Regions from separate parts of the Mus musculus genome. Here region 1 is linked to region 2. A link is a loop called in an ENCODE intact Hi-C map of the cell type or tissue named here. Cell type or tissue: left cerebral cortex. All regions are shown on one strand. Links, peaks and the distances in the headings refer to the core of each region. The heading gives the core; the rest is flanking DNA. Region 1 overlaps Gm35682 (a long non-coding RNA gene). Region 2 holds the start of Zhx2 (zinc fingers and homeoboxes 2).

Region 1 (5,380 bases), core at 290-5,289, 92 kb before region 2:
TCATCTAGGTTCTGGTAATGGTGAGTTGTTTTTAAAATAATAATAATAATAAAAGCTTTTTCAAAAGTGCAGACACTATTCAGTCCAGTCTAGCCTTCTATATAGCCGTATGGTTTCTCCTCATACATGTTGACATTATAATGTCATATAGCCGTATGGTTTCTCCTCATACATGTTGACATTATAATGCCATCCACTATGCAGTGCCATAGCCAAGAGGCCAAGAAGCTACTGGCACCTGTGTTCCTGAACCTCTAGAATTGGGGTGAATACCTCTGCCTCTTTTTTTAAAATAACACAATATGCAATCACAGGTGTTTTATTGGTACAACCAAAAGGTCACCTTTCTAAAATTATAAGGTGAACCTAGAAAAAGAATGTGAGGAAGCTTTGAAATAAGAATATCAATCTGATAGTGAAGAAGGGAGTCCCAGGGATGCAGGGAAAGGGGGTTTGAGTATAGTCGTGAAGTCAGACTACAGGTAAGAAGGGGAAAAAATAGTGCAGGGGAGAACAGCTCAGATGGGCACAGGATGGATGACCCAATGACACAATAGCATGCCTGATGTGAACTAATGCGCTAAGGAGAGGGTTAAACTATTAAGCAGTTTGGGATGAATTAATGACAGAAATCAAAGTGGTTACCAACTCCAAGTTATCCTGATGCCATTCACAACAACAGAAGTAATGGTGCTTTGGCTCTGAATAGAGTCCATGTAGATGGGATATTGCATTCAGTAAACATTAGCCTGAGCAGATTACAAGTGGAATAATGACTGTGCCAATGTGGGGATGATCAGCAAATGTGCAATAGCTGTCATAATTGGAGCTGAAATATACTGCTTAAAGTTATCCGTACACTTAACAGTATCACAAAGGTCATGTCAAAATAACCAATGAAAAGTGTTGAGTCTGCTCGTTCTAGGAAACAGGGAATCATGCGGGCTGGGAGTATGGTGGTTTTCAACTGGACTTTCGAAATTGTTTGATCCTGAAAGTTACTACATGTAAAACTTTGGTTTAAAAAAATATGGAATGAAGTTTGAAATGATCCTGCATCCACAAGAAATTAAAAGATTGATTTTACTGTGACTCCCTCTGCATTGTGCACACATACACACACAGAGAGCCATTTGGATGATCTATTCTGCGAAGCATCTAAAGGCATGAAAATATTTCAGGGAAGTGTTAATGATGGCCTGTACCAATCTGTCTTTTGTAAATAATTTATCAGTCAAGTATACTAATTAGAGATAGGAGAAGCAATTGACATAGCAGCCCATCAATCAACAGCATTTGCTGCTCATATATTGAATACAGCAATAGACAGTCAACATTCTGGAAACTGAAAAAAAAAAAAAAACAAGTATATGATATAGTTCCTGGCACTAAAATCTTATTATTCTAGGAAACATATGGGGCATGAACATCTATAAAGTTAGATGGCAGTCCAAATTTATAAATACCATGTTACCAAAAAAGTTAAAGTTATAAAATGATGCCGGTAACTTTTGTGAAAGCACAGAAATATTGTTGAGAAGAAAGATAGAACATGATGCAGGGAATGAACCTCTGCAAAGGAGGTCTGGAAAGGTCGAGAAAGATGGTCTGGATTTGAATGTGTGGGGTGAGATGGGAAGTCTTTAACACATGGACCCAGGAAAGCAAGAGGCAGTCTTGGTACCATGAGAAGACTGCGGGATCTAAGGAAGCAGGTATCTGCTCACCAAGATGCAAAGGCAGTTAAGTTAGATGCTGGCCTATAGAAAACAAGTTATTCAGAAGCAGGTAATCCTGTCATCTCTAGTGAAGCCAAGACTCCAGTCAGTTGTTCAGTGAAGATGTGTGTCCATCCTTTATTGGCATCAGCAAGTCTCAGGGAAGTTTCTGATCCATGTGACAGTCCAGAGTTCCCTGGAAATAGCAATTACCTGTTATCAAAATCACTAATCGGCATCACAGAGAATCTTCCATAAATACTAAAAATGCACTTAACAGTTTCTGTACGTCAATGAAGGCACAAGGCTGGGCCTTATTGGAGAAGATGTCCATTAAGGAGAAAGTTCAAACACACTACTTTGCCAACAGCCTTCCAACTAAGATAAAAGCTAGTTCAATTCAAACGAAGGAAAGAAAGAGATAAACAAGTTAATAAAACAAGCATTTTTTACATTTATGTAATGCTTAGATTTCTTTAATGAAAACTATATCTGTGGGATATACAAAATATCACCTGGTTAAATAAAAAGTGATGACAAGTATTTAAACTACAAATCTGTTTGATTTATAATTAAAACCCCTGAATAATATGTAAGTATACAATCTTCATGTCACAAAGATGTATCAATGCTGTATCCATCAAAGTCCAGAAGAGGGCAGCCAAGAGCTGCTCCGGTGGACCTAGCCCCATACCCACTTGGCACCACAAAGGTCAATCCGCCCTCACCCTCTGCACTGAGGAGCCCGGAATCAGCTTGTAAAGATGTAAAAGTTGGTGAAAGATACAGACGTGGGGAACGTAGGCCAAAGGAACCCAAGGCATATGAAGTGCCGGCCCAAGAACCATGGAAAAAACAGAATGGAAAATAGATATAAAGTAGCCGAGGGTTGGAGGAACACGTTTGTTTGTTCGTTTGTTTGTTCGTTCCGGAGGCCAGCAGCCCTGATCAAAATCTTCCCATGGCTCTCTGCTTCCCATCACAAAAGTTCAGCCTAAAACAAGGTCCTGCCATCATCGAACATTTTGGGGTTCACTGAGCTTTTCGTTACACGTTCGGGGTTCCAAGCAAACCACGGGTATTATTCCCTGTGACTTTCATTCTCTATGTCTTTATCTCTCCTGCTTCTTCATTTCTTCATCCAGACAGTAAGTCCGTGTCAATGACCAGAAGGAAGGAAACAGGGTGTAGCAGAAAGACATTCACCTTCAAAGCTTCCATGATGAGGCAAATGGGAATACACATGTCATGAGCTACAGAGAACATGTCAAGGAGGTTAGAAGCCAAATCCAGCTCCTAGAAAAGGCTTCTCAGAAGAGGTGGCAATCCCCCTGTGGTCCCCTGGCCTCTACTCTCTACATGTCTGATCCTTCAGTGCACACTGGACTCATTGGCTATTTTCATCTGCCTGTCTGCCTTTTCCTACTTTTTTTTCTCCCTCTGCCCTTTTAGAAATATGCCCCTCATTTTCATTCAGTAGAGCTTGATTGACAGCTACACAGCTCTGGCCAAATCTTGGTCCATGATGCGAGAAAGGTTGTTCAGGAAGTATGTCTCTAGACCAGTCAATCAGGTCTCTTCCCTGGACCCCACAGCCTCAATTAGGAATGAAGATAGCTCCCTCCTCCTCTAGACTAGATGAGTCTGCCTGAAGAGCAGAGACAGTTTCAGACACAGAACCATGTCTTTTGTCTCATAGAGTATCCTGAGATAATGAGCTGGAGACAGAGAAAACTGTGTGTGTGTGTGTGTGTGTGTGTGAGAGAGAGAGAGAGAGAGAGAGAGAGAGAGAGAGAGAGAGAGAGTTGACCCACTCAAATCCAAAAATTCATTTGTCCTGAGTTAGGGCTGTGCCTGTGCTAAGCTGCATAGCATAAACCGAGCTCATCCAAAAAGATACTTACTTGTCTTAAGTGGACTCAAAAGGCCAGAAGCAAGATCTTCTCCAGGCTCTGCAAAGACATCAAAGAACAGTGTCCTTGTGGAATTTATTAGAAGAACCTCATCATACTCCCAGGAGAAGACCACATACACAATCCAGACCAGAAGAGAAAAAGAAATGTGCCCTGCCTGGCTGTACTGTCGTCTCACCACATGGCTACATGCTCATCCCCAAAGAAAGCCCCTTGAAAATAAGGGTTGCATTTCTTTATTTCAATCCACTAGCCTGATTATTGGTTGAATTTCATTCGGTCTGACCACACAGGACAAAACAAAGCATGTGCGAGCGCGCGAGCGCATACACACACACCTCCTTTTCGTAGGACACATCTGTCTCGACCAATATTCTACCCTTACACTATCCTTATATGAAATTCAATTCCTCCTTGCCCTACTGCATCCAATTTACTTCTAGAAGATTCCAGAGTAACACAGTACAGAGAAACTTTCTAAGTACTACATACAGTAAATTAAATAATAGTTAAAGCAATCTAGTTTCAAACAAATATTGCTCAGCCCACCCCCATGGTCCAATGGCCCCACCCCTCACATGGCTGCATCTTTAATTGTGTGTCCGATGCTATTAGGTTTTGCTTGAGCTTCAACATCCATGCACAACAAGAAAAATTTACTCAACAGCTAGTAGATGCCGAGTGCTTTAAACACATGGAAAATATACCCAAGGGAAGAACGGGGACTTGTGATTTTGATGTGGCTTGGTTTGTTGTTGGGTTTTTTTTTTAACTGTGTATATTACTGCTTTTCCTTTATAAACACTTTTAGAAGAGGCTAGTGAAGGAATTTGGCATGTAATTTACAAATACATGTATATCTATTTGAGAAAGTGGAAAGTTGTATGTACATATATAATTACATATATCATTTCATGTAGGAGAAATTTCTGAATGTGATGATTGCAGACTCTTACGGAATATATGTTGGTGAATGAAGTCTAGGGTAAAATAACTTTTGTTCAACTTTGGAAACTACAGACATTATTAAATAATTGTCCCTTCGCTAAAATTCTCCTCTGCACTCACCCATTCACACACCAAAGTGAAAAACCCTGGCCTGCAGCCCTTCCCAGGCCTTCAGCCATTATCTCATCTCCACACTGCCTCCACAAAAGCCTCCTGAAGGGCAAAGGGGGACCAGAGGGAAACAGACTTCCCATAGCAGGTGTGCCCACCACTCCACCAGCTGGCAATGGTACCCCCATAACAGCAGGGGGAGAGGCTGTTTCCATTGGCAGTTTTAAGATAGCATTCTCTAAGGAATGTCACCTGTCTTCAGCATCCAAAACCTTGCAAGTAGTAAGTGAATGTTGTGTATTTGGACATGGTAAGAATAGATGAGGGGTGCCGTCCTCACTCATAGAGAAGAATACACACACACACACTCTCTCTCACACACACACACACACACACACACACACACACACACACCAGGCACTGTGCTTGGTTGCTGGTTCAGTTGTGTGTGTCCTACTTATGTCCCCAGCAAAACTTGCCTGTGTGCTGCTCACAAAAGTGTCTAGTATTACTGAGAAACTGAAACTTTATTTTAATTCAATTCGATGTAAAATTTTACAACATAAAATACAGCTATTGGAAAACTTGACGTCTGTCTGAAACAAAATGGGGGGAGAATGAATTTGTATGTTTTTCAGCTCTAAGTTTTATCAACCTGAAATACCAATTAATTTTTTATAAAAATATGTT
Region 2 (5,380 bases), core at 296-5,295:
GGAATTGCTGTGTGACCTTGGAGAAGTTTCTCTCCTTCTAAAGATCTGTCTTGTATGTTATGTGTATGGTTTTTTTAACATGTGTGTGCACTGTGTGTGCCTGCTACCTACAGAGATGAGAAGAGAGCATCCAGGAACTGGAGTCACAGATTAGTGTGAGCTGCCAAGTGGGTGCTGGAAATCAAACCTGGATCCTCTAGAAGAGCAGCCAGTGCTCTTAACTGCTAACCCATCTCTCCAGACCCCTGGGGACATTTCTTAACCTTCCTGATCCTTAAATTCTTGTCATCAATACAGTGGGGAAATCGTGATTGCAATCGAAGGGAGTCTAAGGATTTGATAAGCAATGCCTAGCGCCCAGTAAGTCCTGTTGCTATTAAGGAAGACAGTCCCCAGAAGCAGTAAGGCTGCTCCTGCTGAGGTGGGGCTGGGTAGGATTATTAATTCTGCCTCTGGATTCTAAGGAACTCACAAAGCTTAGTTTCTTCCACTTGCCTGTGCAAGTTACTACAGCTCTCTGTGCCTCTTCATCTGTGCAGTGAGGATGGGGCACACACCATCAACAAAGCTTATAAATAACATGAGGTCCAGAGACTCTGGAATCCGCACACACACACACACACACACACACACACACACTCACACACACTCAAGAGCCTTTCATGAAATCCTCAAAGTCAAATTTATTTTCATGAAGCTGGAATTTTGCTTGCCCTTTTGACTCTTTTTCTCTCACTGGTGTCAGCAGACTGCATGACATGTTGGGACATTGCTTTGCAGTGCCTGATGGGAAGCATGTCTGACAATTGTTTTGTATTTCTCTCTCTCTCTCTCTCTCTCTCTCTCTCTCTCTCTCTCTCTCTCTCTCTCTCTCCCCCTCCCTCCCTCCCTCCCTCCCTCCCTTCCTTCCTTCCTTCCTTCCTTGCTTCCTTCCGTCCTTCCTTTTTTGGAGGAAAAATAAGCAGACCTGGAAAAAAAATGTGTTAAGAGAAATGAGCCAGAGTCAGAAAGACAAATGTGAATGTTTTCTCATATACAGAATCTAGATTTTTTTAAGAACATGAAAGTAGAAGGTGGAGCTGGCAAGATGGCTCAGTAGATGAAGACACTTGCCACCAGTTATATGAGAGTCATGGCACACAGACTCTGAGCACACAGACATTAGATAGATAGATAGATAGATAGATAGATAGATAGATAGATAGATAGATAGATAGACGGATGGATAGATAGATAGACAGACAGATAGGGTCTGGGAAGGGAACCAGCAGGTGATGAAGATTGTGGCGAGGGATAAATATGATCAAAATAGTGTGTGTGTGTGTGTATGTGTGTGTGTGTGTGTGTGTGTGTGTGCGCGCACACACACACACATGGGGGGGAGCGCAGGCACACATGTGTGCATGCGCACAGGTACTCAAGGAGGCCAAACCGGGGGAACAGATCTCCTATAATAGTTACAGGCATAGTTTCCTGCAGTCTGTGAACTGTCCAGTGTGAGTGCTAAGAACTAAATCCCATCCTCTGTGTGCTCTTAACCTCTAAGAGCCTCCTTTTACTGTTTTTGCTTCGGCACTGAGAATCCAATGCCTATTAAATTTTGGACCATTTAAAGACGTTACAGCACAGAAGCCCTCACCCCTCCCATCTCTGGGAGATGTGCACCCTGAAGGTACAGATCCTTCTGGGGTCACTGGCTTCCCTCACCCTGGCTTTCCCCATGCTATCTATATACAACCTGTTACTCAGCTGGAAGCAGGTGGCAAGGAAAGTCTCTCTTATAGAGACTCTTCCTAAGTGATTGCTCATCAAGAGGAAGTGGAGCCTCAAAATAGGAATTGCTTCTTTAAGGTTTCGGCAATTTCCATGGAAACAGCATGCTGAGTATACCTAATTTTAAAGGGCTGGGGGTGTTGGTGGAATGACCTGGAAGGGCATGCATAACAAGATAAATGGCGAGAAGTGTTGAGCTGGTGACAAGTTTATTGTTTGTCTGTTTGTCCTTTCACTATTCTGGCACACCCTTAAGTAGGGTGTCTTAGTTACTATTGGTGTTGAGATGGTAAAACGCTATGACCAAAAGCAATCGAGAGGTTAAAGGGTCTATTAGGCTTATAGGTTAAAGTCCATCATCAAGGGAAGGGAAGGCAGGATCTAAAGACACGCCCTGGAAGCAGAAACTGAAGCACAAGGCATAAGGGCTAGCTTGCTCAGCTTGCTTTCTTATACCACCTGACCCGGAGTAGACTGCTCCTGCTCACACATCAACCAAGAAAATGCCCCATAGATATGCACCACAGGCCAATTTTGTGTAGGGAATTCTTCAATTGAGGTTGCCTCTTCCCAGGTGACCCTAGATTGTGTAGAGTTGACAAAAAAAATCACCAAACTCAGTTAAAGATCCCCAAATACTGGTGTTGGATAAAAGTTGACAAGACTCTCAGATCATAGGTATCAGATGAGTCTGAGAAAGTCAGGGCACGATCCGGATTATAGTCACCAACAAAGATCTGAATGGAATCCTCCTAAGAACCCCGTCGGATTTTGTCTCTCGTAAGAAAGGAAGCACTAAAGCCAGTCCACAGTCAGAATCCGGTTTTCTGGGCTTTTAAACCTATCTAGGAAGAAAAAGACAGACGGACAAAGACGAGTGGGGGGCAGGGAGAAGAGAGAGGCAACCCCTCCACCCTCAGTTAGCAATAACCCAACTAAAGCTGGAAGGCAAGTAAGAAATTTAGCATGCGCGCTGATTTAATCTTAAATAGAAAAAAAAAAAACCTAATACGAAAGAAAAATGCCAGCAGAGGCTCCCTAGAGCCGTGACCATCCATCAGCCCCCAAAACCAGTCTTCCTCTAGACTAAGTCATCGCCATTGGCCACCCCGCAGTACACAGCCACCTGTTGCTGTCCTGGCGCCCCGAGCGGAGTCGCAAGCGGCCGCTAGAGTTCGTTCTAATTCCCCGGAGCAGAGCTGGCTGGGAAGCCGGAATGCGATGCGCCTGCTAATCCGCAGGATGGGAGGCAATTCCGCAGTCTTCAAGTCCCAAGCCCTCTGTTTTCTCCAGTAACTCCTAGTGTCAAATCTGGGTCCCAGAGTTAGCCTCCACCCCCTACGGTGGGCTCCAAGAGCGCTCACACCCAACAAATTCCCAAACGCCCCCAGAATCTGCGAAGGGGGAAAGGGTCTCTGAGAGCAAGAATGCACAACGCTGACAGGTTGCTAGGTCCGTCATCTTCCCTCGGATGCTCCCTTAGAGAATTTTAACCTTGCGTGATCGCCGGAGCACAGCAGCCGGGTCTCTAGTTCACGGTTCCCAGGGCTGCAAAGGGCAGACACCACACACACACACACACACACACACACACACACACACACACACACGCACGCACGCAGATGGAGGGCTCGTTTGGAGACCCCTCTCGCCGGGAACGCGGCTGTCCCAGCTCCGAAAATGACCCGTCTCGCTTCTGGGGGACTCCAGTGTGCGCGCTGCAGGCGTGTGCATTTTCCCGAAGCTGAGAATCGCTGTGAATTCGGGCCACACAAGTTTGAGTCAGCTCCCCGGGTGTCTTTGTTTGTTTATGGGTTTGGAGGGAAAAAGTTTGAAGATCTTTAACCAGACTGAGCTCAGGCGCAAGCGGAAATCCCCAGCAAAAGTGATCTAACTTCAAGTGGTTATGTAAGTGGGGCGCCTTCTTCCCCGCCCTATTCCCAAGCCCTCTCATTACTATTCCGGGAGTAAAACGCATCTCGATTTAAAAAAAAAAAAAAAAGAAAGAAAAAAGTTTTAAAGTATGTTGTTATTTTCTTTTGCCAGAAGGCGGGCGAAACTCAAGCAGAGCCCAGGGCGCGTGACGACCCCACCCGCGTTCTGCCCCCACGCACTGCAGAAGGACCTGGAGTCTGGGGTGTTGCTGGCGCCGGGCAAGCCCTAGCGCCCTGCGGTCTCACGGTCCGCCACTCCACGTGGTGAGGATCAACAGTTTGTTGAGCTCATCAGTGACACCTTGAACTTTTCATAAAGAAAATGGGTATTGCACCGAGAGGGTTTGGCCGCGGCAGCGCGCCGGGTCGTGCTCAATAGTCAATGATCTCGCTTGCGCCTCCCCCACCTCTTCCCGCAAAAATTCCAATGAGTCCGTTACTGGACTCAGACTTTTAAGCACTCCCCCCCCCCCAACACCCGGGATGACCACTCATCTGAGCCTTTAGGGGCAGCCTCCCCCCACCAGCAACTCCCTCCTAAAAATGACATTTTGCCGAAGTCTGCGGGGGGGCCTGAATTTCACTTTGTAACTTTCTGCGGAACCCGAGCCCGGGTGGCAGCTCCGGTGGTGGTATCGTATGCAAATACGCATGCTGACGTTACAGATCATGTGGGTTTTGGCGTAGATTCCCCACTGATCGAGGCATTTTCCCCCTTTTTTTCTTTTTTCTTTTCTTTTTTTTTTCTTTTTCTTTTCTTTTTTTTTTTCTTTTAAAAAATTCGATCAACCGTTCTCCGTACCGGGGCTTTTTTCTGTCTATCTGTCTGTCTGTCTGTCTGCCAGGCTGGCTTTCCCCCACCACCACCTCTTTCCCACGGAGCCCGAGTCGGGCGCCGGGTGGGGAGTGGGGAGTGGGTGGGGGGAGCCAGCAGAGTTCCATTTTGGAACGCCCGTGCCTCGTCTCCGCGTTCCCAGCCCGGGTCCCCGCGTTCGCAGCCCCGGCGCAGGTAAGAAACTTCGCCCCGGCGCGGAGCACCCGCAGCGGGCACCGCCAGCCCGGAGCCCGACACGCCGGGCGCCCGCCACTCCAGCCCAACTTTCCCACCGCCGCCGCCGCTCCCGAAAATGTGTTGTTAATGGGACTTGGCCGGGTTAGGAATGGGGGTGCGCGGGAGGGGGGTGTTCAGGCTTTTTTTTTCTTCTTTTTTTTTTTTTTTTTTTGAGGGTGGGAGGAAATCCGCGGTTTCGGGGAGAGGAGTACGGAGATTTTTTTTTTTTTTATGAAATAGTTTTGATTACAAGTTTGGATAAATGGAAGCCAGACCGAGGAGGAGGAGGAAAAACATGTCTACGTTTCCCTATGTCGACATAAGCCACAAAAAAATATGGCGTCCGCTTTCGACAGGGCGTTACGTAGACTCGACTCTGTTTTTTATTTATTTATTTTGTGGCCGGCTTCCTGCCTTCTTGGCCAAACTGCGGCGCTTTGTGCAAACCGGGCAGGTCCCGCGGGGACTCCACCGGGACGTGGCCCCGTCTCGGCGCTTTTTGGAAGCCTGGGGGCTGCGTGTGGCTGCACCCCTCCCTCCCCCGCTCTCCCCTCTGCTCCCCTCTCCTGGTGACGATTCGCCGTAATGTGGTGGCAGGAAGCATGACGCCGTGTTGAGGCTG

What was found. Hi-C counts contacts between places; a loop is a spot of excess contacts. Peaks named below come from ENCODE experiments on the same cell type or tissue, not always from the same donor. Only the 100,000 strongest peaks of a DNase experiment are listed, where the experiment ranks them.
Region 1: a loop joins it to region 2, with 10 times the contacts of the local background. A loop is called at or near these places in 5 of 42 quality-filtered maps.

What each region holds. Positions count from the first base shown.
Region 1 is chr15:57,598,363-57,603,742 of GRCm38, forward strand. It overlaps Gm35682 (a long non-coding RNA gene), which reads right to left. Exons shown (of 4, transcript XR_384108.2): 2 at 3,623-3,670; 3 at 1,728-1,914. Among named protein-coding and RNA genes, the nearest start is that of Gm35771, 22 kb to the left of the region's middle. In left cerebral cortex, for the core only: a CTCF peak has its summit at 2,372 (motif pointing right); a DNase peak (open chromatin) is centred at 2,399.
Region 2 is chr15:57,690,289-57,695,668 of GRCm38, forward strand. It overlaps Zhx2 (zinc fingers and homeoboxes 2), which reads left to right and starts at 4,379. Exons shown (of 4, transcript NM_199449.2): 1 at 4,379-4,716. In left cerebral cortex, for the core only: CTCF peaks have their summits at 2,931 and 4,035; DNase peaks (open chromatin) are centred at 1,842, 2,958, 3,692, 3,916 and 3 more places; H3K4me3 peaks cover 2,723 bases; H3K27ac peaks cover 2,165 bases.